2 separate regions of the Homo sapiens genome follow, and region 1 is linked to region 2. A link is an interaction called in ENCODE POLR2A ChIA-PET data of the cell type or tissue named here. Cell type or tissue: PC-9. All regions are shown on one strand. Region 1 overlaps SCP2 (sterol carrier protein 2). Region 2 overlaps SCP2 (sterol carrier protein 2).

What was found. ChIA-PET counts read pairs that join two places held together with the same protein. Peaks named below come from ENCODE experiments on the same cell type or tissue, not always from the same donor. Only the 100,000 strongest peaks of a DNase experiment are listed, where the experiment ranks them.
Region 1: POLR2A ChIA-PET joins it to region 2 with 6 read pairs; 2 of 35 experiments call an interaction of 5 or more read pairs at or near these places.

What each region holds. Positions count from the first base shown.
Region 1 is chr1:52,985,132-52,989,131 of GRCh38, forward strand. It overlaps SCP2 (sterol carrier protein 2), which reads left to right. Exons shown (of 16, transcript NM_002979.5): 11 at 2,898-3,005. Among named protein-coding and RNA genes, the nearest start is that of SCP2, 60 kb to the left of the region's middle. In PC-9, no CTCF peak of the experiment used is centred here; no DNase peak of the experiment used is centred here.
Region 2 is chr1:53,045,428-53,049,427 of GRCh38, forward strand. SCP2 (sterol carrier protein 2) reads left to right here. Exons shown (of 16, transcript NM_002979.5): 15 at 2,431-2,510. Among named protein-coding and RNA genes, the nearest start is that of PODN, 15 kb to the right of the region's middle. In PC-9, no CTCF peak of the experiment used is centred here; a DNase peak (open chromatin) is centred at 2,464; H3K27ac peaks cover 3,293 bases.

The DNA of each region.
Region 1 (4,000 bases), 60 kb before region 2:
CAGGCCTGGCCAAAATGATTACTTTCAAACTTATACTCCTTGCTTGAACTGCTTCTCCAACCTCTAGACTCAAGAATCCAGCTGCCTACTTTTTAGGGGTTTCTTTGGATGTCTCATAAGCATCTCAAACCTAAGTCCAAAATTGAGCTATGGATATTTTTCAAACTTTCTCCTCCCTCAGTCTTCCCCATCCTCCTGTTGCTTAAACTGGAAACCATCAGGCTTGAATTCTTTTCTCTCTCTCACAATCATCATTAAATCTATCTCTAAGTCCTGTTGGCTATGGACTCTACCTTCAAAATAAATCCAGAATATGACCACATCTCACCACTTTTGTCACTGCCAGCCTAGTGCAGAACAGCATCGTTTCTCATTTATATTATTGTTGGAGTCTTATGGCTGGTCCCGTGCTTCTGCCTTGTCTCTCCAGACTGAAGCTAGAATGTGCAGCAAATCAGTTCATTAATTCATTCAAAACCCAGTAGTTTCTCAACTCACTCAGACGAACAAGCCAAATATGATCTGTCCTCCTTACTCCCCACTCCCATCTCTGACTTCCTCTGCTTTTCTCTGAATCTTCTACTCTGCTGCAGCCACATTGGCTTCCTTCTTCAAGCACTGGAAGCTCGCTCCTGTTTCAGGGCCTTTGTTCCAAACATACATGATTTGCTCTCTCACTCCCTTCAGGTCTTTGACTAATGTCCTTCTCAGTGGAAGCCTTCTCCGATCACTTTGTTTGAAATATAAACCACTCACCTCCATCTTCCTTGTCTCAATGTGTCCTATACCCTTTCCCTGCTTTCTTTTTTCCCTTGGCATTTATCACCACTTTACATATTTCTTTACTTATTTTATATATTGTCTGTCTTTTCCTCACCCCTCTCCCCACATAACTTAAACTCCATGATAGTAGGGATTTTCGTTTGGTTCACTATTGTATCCATAAGTTCCTAGTTTAGTTTTTGGTACAGAACAGGTATAATAATTGTTTTCCAAAAGCGTATGCATTTGTTTTCCTATCTATGCTAGGGGAGAGCGTTCATTTACAGTACTTTAATCTCTGAATATTTTTAGTTGATGAGTTCAAGATAACTTCCCTTTGGAATCTTTTAATACTTTACAAGATTGTATATATTATAGGAAAAGTGTAGTGAATTATTCACTTTTAGGGGTTAGCTTGTGTTTAGTTTGCTATTACTTGCTACAGAAACAATATTTAGCAGTTTGTAAGTAGCAATAGTAGATAGATTTATCTCTTATGACTAGAGCCTCAGAGCAATTTCCAAGGTAGAAACATACCAAAAAATAAAAGAGAGAATGCCTTAGCCAATGGTTTTATCTATAACCTAGATTTAAAGCCAAATTAGAAGTGTCAGTCATCTAAAATCCTGTGATTAGTGTATTTCATTTTACCAACAGAGGAACTTTTGTTTTTGAAGGCAATATAATATATTAGCTGAGAACACAGGCTGTGGAGCCAGGCTCCCTGAGTATTAATCCTAGATCTCTTGCTGTTGCCTTGGTTGATTTCTTAATATCTCTGTCTGTTTTCTCATCTAGGAAATGAGAATGATAGCACCTACTTCATAGGATTGAATATTAAATTTTATAAATAGTCATCACTCAGTATCTGTGGGGTTTTTTTTCTAAGACCTCCCACAGATACCAAAATCCATGGAAGCTGCTTATATAAAATGGCATAATTTTTGCATATAACCTATGCACACCCTCCTGTATATTTTAAATAATCTCTAGATTACGTATAATAACTACATATCACTTCATTCACATGGATTCAATGTAGTACTCAGCACATACAAATTGAAGTTTTGCTTTTTGTAATTTTTTTCTTCTGTATATATATATATATATATATTTTTTTTTTTTTTTTTTTGAGACAGAGTTTTGCTCTTGTCGCCCAGGGGTGCACCACCATGCCTGGCTAATTTTTGTATTTTTAGTAGAGATGGGGTTTCACCATGTTGGCCAGGCTGGTCTCGAACTCCTGACCTCAGGTGATCTACCTGCCTCGGCCTCCCAAAGTTCTGGGATTACAGGCATCAGCCATGGTGCCCTGCCTCTTCTGAATATTTTTGATTTGTGGATGGTTGAATCCATGATGTGGAACCCATGGATGCTGACTATATATACAGAAAATAATTAGAACAAGAGCTGACCCAGAGTGAGTGCTCAAAGCTATTAGCTACCTTTGACAGCATTGCCACCATCATTACTATCATTATTTGGAGCGTCCACATCTTATTACTTTATCGTAAATAGATGTGGAAGACAATTTTATACAATACATCCATTTTTATTTACTTCTTAAGCATCTGGAAGAATGACCAAATGACCAGGAAATTGACAGGAACATTGAAGCCACCAAGCATGTGAAGTAATTTTTTCTTTAACCTTACTTTTGTGGCTCAACAGTGTTTTCAGACATTTCTCTTCATTTTATGAAAGTGCCTTTTTTCTCCTGTTTTTCCATATTTATTAAAAATACTTATATAGTATATAGCAGTACAGATGAAAATAGAAAAGAACACATTTTGGCAAAATTATGCATTTTTAAAGCTGACAGTTATTTTAGTTATAGCATTATATCCATTTCAGTTCTATTCTCCTAGTTCTCTGAATCTCTACCATATTTAGAGCAATTTTGGAAGTCAGAGAGCTCTAAGGAACTAATAGGAGCTTTTGTTTCATACAGGAAATGTTCTGAAAATGTAAGTATTTATTACTTTTAAAAGTGCTTATGTCAAATTATTGTTAGTTTGAACTGTTAAGAAATATTTGCTCCAAGAAATTCTTGGCTATATGGAAATCTTATAAAAGCATATCATTTGTTCTATTGTTACTATTAATATTTGTGAATACTATTTTTTCTTCTATAGGACAAGGTGCAACGCTGGTTGATAGAGGAGATAATACATATGGAGGAAAGTGGGTCATAAATCCTAGTGGTGGACTGATTTCAAAGGGACACCCACTAGGCGCTACAGGTAATGCTACATACAGATTTCATACATTTTAAAATCATTTTTTCCTTAAGTGTGAATGAGTTAGTCTTTCATTTGAATGAAAGATTATATTCTCTGAACTTGGTAGCTGGTGCTTTAAATGATTGTTTAGCTTCAATATTTTTGATGTTCCATTAAGTAGAGCACACTTAAATAATCTTCATTAATTGATGAGAATTTGAATTAATTAAAACTAAATTCAGGATGTTTCCAAATAGAGATCTTACTAGACCTGCTAAATAAGAATCATTTGAAATGAGCATGTTATTTATATGTAGTTGTATACATGGTTGACATTGCATGGAAATTATTTTCTCTTGAGACAACTGGACTAGAATTTATAAAGTAAGAATTTTACTATGGCTCTGCTGTTGACTGGCTGGCCGTGTGAAACTATTTTTATCAGTCAATCACTTTAACTTTTAATTCCTTAATTATAAAATGACAAACTTGTACAATGTGGTTTCTGTTTTTTTAAATAAAAAATTAAGCCCAAACCTCACCATGCAATTCCTTTTTTCTTTCTTTCTTTTCTTTTTTTTTTTTTTTGAGATGGAGTCTCGCTCTGTTGCCCAGGCTGGAAAGAAGTGGCACAATTTCGGCTCATTGCAGCCCCTGCCTCCCGGGTTCAAGCCATTCTCCTGCCTTAGCCTCCTGAGTAGCTGGGACTACAGGCTTGTGCCACCATGCCCAGCTAATTTTTGTATTTTTTTTTTTAGTAGAGATGGAGTTTCACCATGTTGGCCAGGCTGGTCTTGAACTCCTGACCTCAAGTGATCCACCTGCCTCAGCCTCCCAGAGTGCTGGGATTACCGGCATGGGCCACACACGGCCACAACATGCATTTTTAATATATCACAGTCTACCTTCAAATAGTGTTATGCCATTTTGTATATAACGTAAGATTTTTACAGCTGCCTATCTATTTACCTTCTCCTATCTTTTGTGTTATTGTTTCCATACACTTATTCCTAAGT
Region 2 (4,000 bases):
TTATTCCTTGTGCATTTGATGTATCTTTGCATTGTTTCAATCTGGGAGCCTGATGAATAAAGTTGTTATGAATATTCTTATAGATGTCTTTTAGTGGACATTTCCATCGTACTTACTTCTACTGGACACGCACCCAGGGCTAGGTGATAAAGTGCAGGTTTTGGGTATGGATGTACTATTTTACATTTCCTTCCATATTACATGAGAGTTTTAGTTCCTCCACATTTTTGACAGTACTTGGTACTTGCCAGGTTTTTTTAAAAATCAGGTTAATTGATGTACAATTAACAATAAACAATAAAATCAACCCTTTTTAGATGTATAATTCTGTGAATTTAGACAAATGCATACAGTTGTGTAACTATCACCAGAAATCAAGATACAGACAGTTTCCATTACCCCAGAAAGTGTCCTCATGTCCCTCTATAGTCAGCCCCCTCAGGCCCTTTTAGCCACTAGTTTGATTTCTCTCCCTGTAGTTTTGCTTTCCTTAGGAAGTCATACACATGAAATGATACAGTATGTAGCTTTTTGAGCCTCCTTCTTTCACTGAAATTTATTCATGCTGTTGCATGGATCATGAAGTATTTTATTCTTTTTTGCTGCTGAATGGTTACCCCTTCACCAGTTGATGCACATTTGGGTTTTTTCCAGCTTTTGGCAAGTATGAATCTTAAAGCCACTATAAGCATTCACATACAGGTTTTTGTGTGGACGTAAGTTTTCATTTTTCTTCGGTAAATACCTAGGAATAGGATTGCTAGTTCATATAGTATGTGTATGTTTAGCTTTATGTGAAACTTCCAGACTGTTTTCTGAAAGTGGCTGCATCATTTTACAGTCTTTCTGGTATTATGTTGACCTTTCATTTGTTTCCCATCCTCACTAACACTGGGTATTGTCTTTTTTTTTTTTTTTTTAAATTTCAGCCATTTGTTCTAGTAGGTATGTGGCACTCATCATGATTTTAATGTGAATTTTCTGATGATTAATGAAGTGAAGCACTGTTTCATGTGTTTCTTGGCCATTTGGAGATCTTCTTTTATATAATGCCTACATGTGTCATTTGCTCATTTTTATATTGGATCGTCTAACCTTTTCTAGTTGAGCAGTAGGAGTTCTTTTTTTTATCTTTTCCTGTAATCCACTGTACCTTAGAAAGGAGTTCTTCATATAGTCTGTATATGAGTTGTTTGTCAGAGATATATGAGTTGCAAATATCTTCTCCTCCCTCTGTCTGCCACCTGTTTAAAATAATTTTATTGGAACATAGCCAACATTTGTTTATATATTATCTATGACTGCTTTTGCACTACAGGGGCAGAATTGGGTAGTTGTGATAGAGACCTACTGACCTGCAAAGCCTAAAATATTTAGTGTCTGATCTGTTACAGAAAGTTTGTTAACCCTTGATCTAGAGAACCGTATTCATTTTCTATTACTGCATAACAAATTGCCACAAATTTAGTAGCTTAAAACAATGCCCACATTTATTAGCCCACAGTTTCCATGGATAAGTAGGCTGAGGACAGCTTAGCTGGGTCCTCTGCATAGAGTCACACAAGGCTACAGTTAAGCTTTTGGCCAGGGCTGGGCTCTCATCTGGAGGCTTCAATGGGGAAGGATCCATGTCCAAGTTCATTCAGGTTGCTGGCAGAATTCATTTCCCTGTGGCCTTGGGAATGATAGCTTCCCTCTTTTACTGGCTATAGGCCAGAGCTGGCCCTCAGCTCCTAACGGCCAGTTCCCTGCCACGTGGCCCTCTCCATAGGAAGTCCACAACATAGCAGTGAGCTCATTCAGAGCCAGCAGGAGAGCAAGAATGAGTCTGCTAGCAAGGTAGAATCATTTAATGTAACAAAATGACAAGAGTGACATCTCATTATCTTTGCCATATTCTGTTAGCTAGAAGCAAGTCACAGGTTCTACTCACACTGGAAGGAAGGGGATGTACACCAGGAGGGTCACCTTAGAGTCTGTCACAGTTACTATTAGTAATATATTGGTGTCTTAAGTTTACAGATGTTTTTCTATGTTTATATAGTTGAATTCTGTTTTAAGCAAAAATGGCATCATACAGTTTCTTTTGTAACTGGCTTATATAATAATATCATGAATAATGTAACATGAACATTTTTTCATGTCAGTAAATCCAGATCCATATCATTTCTTATTGTGGCTTGTATCATACCTCACTATTTGAATATACCATAATTTATTTAATCAATTCCGTCTTGTTAAATATCAGGATTGCTTGTGGTTTATGTCACATTTTACCAGGCTGCCATAGAAGTATATGTGAGTGCCCATTTCCCCACACTGCCTCAGTGCTGGTTATAATTCTGTTGCAGTCAGTGGCTCTTGACAAAAATGTATATGTGAAACTGAACACCTCCTATTCTCCTTCCTTCTCCTGTGTATCTGTTTTAGATAAGAAGGCTGACTGCACAATCACAATGGCTGACTCAGACTTCCTGGCTTTAATGACTGGTAAAATGAATCCTCAGTCGGTAAGTATGATGGAGCTTATATCCTGCTAGTAGGTAGGTCTTTCAGCCCTTTCTACTCCATCTCCTGACTCAGACTCTAAAGTGCAAAGTGGTCAGACTCACAAAACTCAGTGTTCCCCAAACAGTTGACAGACGTCTGTGGAGCAAGCTGTGTGCCACACACTGTCTTGTGTGCTGGAAGTGCCCAGAAGAGTAAGAAAGTTCCCACGCTCAGGGCATCCACAGATGTGTAAAAGAGTCAGTGCAGCCAGAGATCCAAGGTGCCACACCTGGCTTGTGGTCAGGGGAGGATGAAGGCAGGAGCAGCCATATCTCTCTGGGCCATCAGGGAGAGCACCACAGAGGAAGCAGCTCTTGAGCTTAGTACCCAGGCGGAAAGTAGGAGTGTTCCAGGAGGAGGGAGGGGTGGCATGAACAAAGGCCTGACCTTTTACATTCCATTTATTTGCCCATGCTCTTCTTTTTGCCTGACCTGTCCTTACCTGACAAATGACTTGTCTTTCAAAATTAGCTCAGATATTATCTCCAAGGACCTCTTTCCAAGTTGCTGGGGAGCTGTAACCAGTCCCTCTCCTGAGCCACGTACTGGACTGCCAGCTTAGTGCCTGTTGTGTTATGTTAGTCATAATATGCCTCTCTCTCTTCCCTGTTAGGCTGTGAGTGTCTCAAAGCATCAAAGCACATCTTATTTGTCTTTATGTTTCCAGAATTTAGCACAGTATCTGATGTTTTTAGGTATTCTGTAAACAACTGTTGGACTAAATTGCATTTGTCTAAAGTGTGTTTATGCCTTGTATAGATTTTCCTAGTCCCCAAATTGTCAAGGGTCCTCTTAGGCTCTTCAGCTGCAGTGTTGAATGGACTTGATATAGTGAGCTTTCTGTCAACTTGATATATACTGAGCTTTCCATTAATAAAAAAGAAACTAAGACGTTTCTTTCCAATGTAACTTAATTTTTTCTGTTGTCTCAGTCTGGTTTGTTTTAGGTTTTATTCCTGTGGTTCTCTGGTAATTTCCAAGATTGGATAAAACAACTAAATCTCACTCCCACTTGCTTTTTTAAAATGCTTTTTCTACGTAACCAAGCACATTTTAGTTGATGCCATGACAAGTGAGAAATTTGCATCTGTGATGTTTCAGCTGAATACACACCATTGGCACTGACATTTCCACTGAGCCTGCTCCAGAAATCTGGACAGAACAGAGGCCACCAGTATAGGAGCTGGCTGTCATCCTCCTTCCCACCCACTGCACATGCCATGCACAGCTTTGGCAGGCTGTTCAGACTTCACACATCAGCTGCCTTCATTCTCTCAATTTATCTTTGTACTGCCCATTTTGGGGGCAAGGTGTCAGCTTATTTTCCTTCAGCACCTGTTAACACCCAAAGGAATTAAAGATAAAAATAGCAGACCTTTCTATTAATGTGCTAATGGACTTCCCTTATGCTCAGAGGATTTCCAGAGGATTTGACTGGAAATCGTTAAAT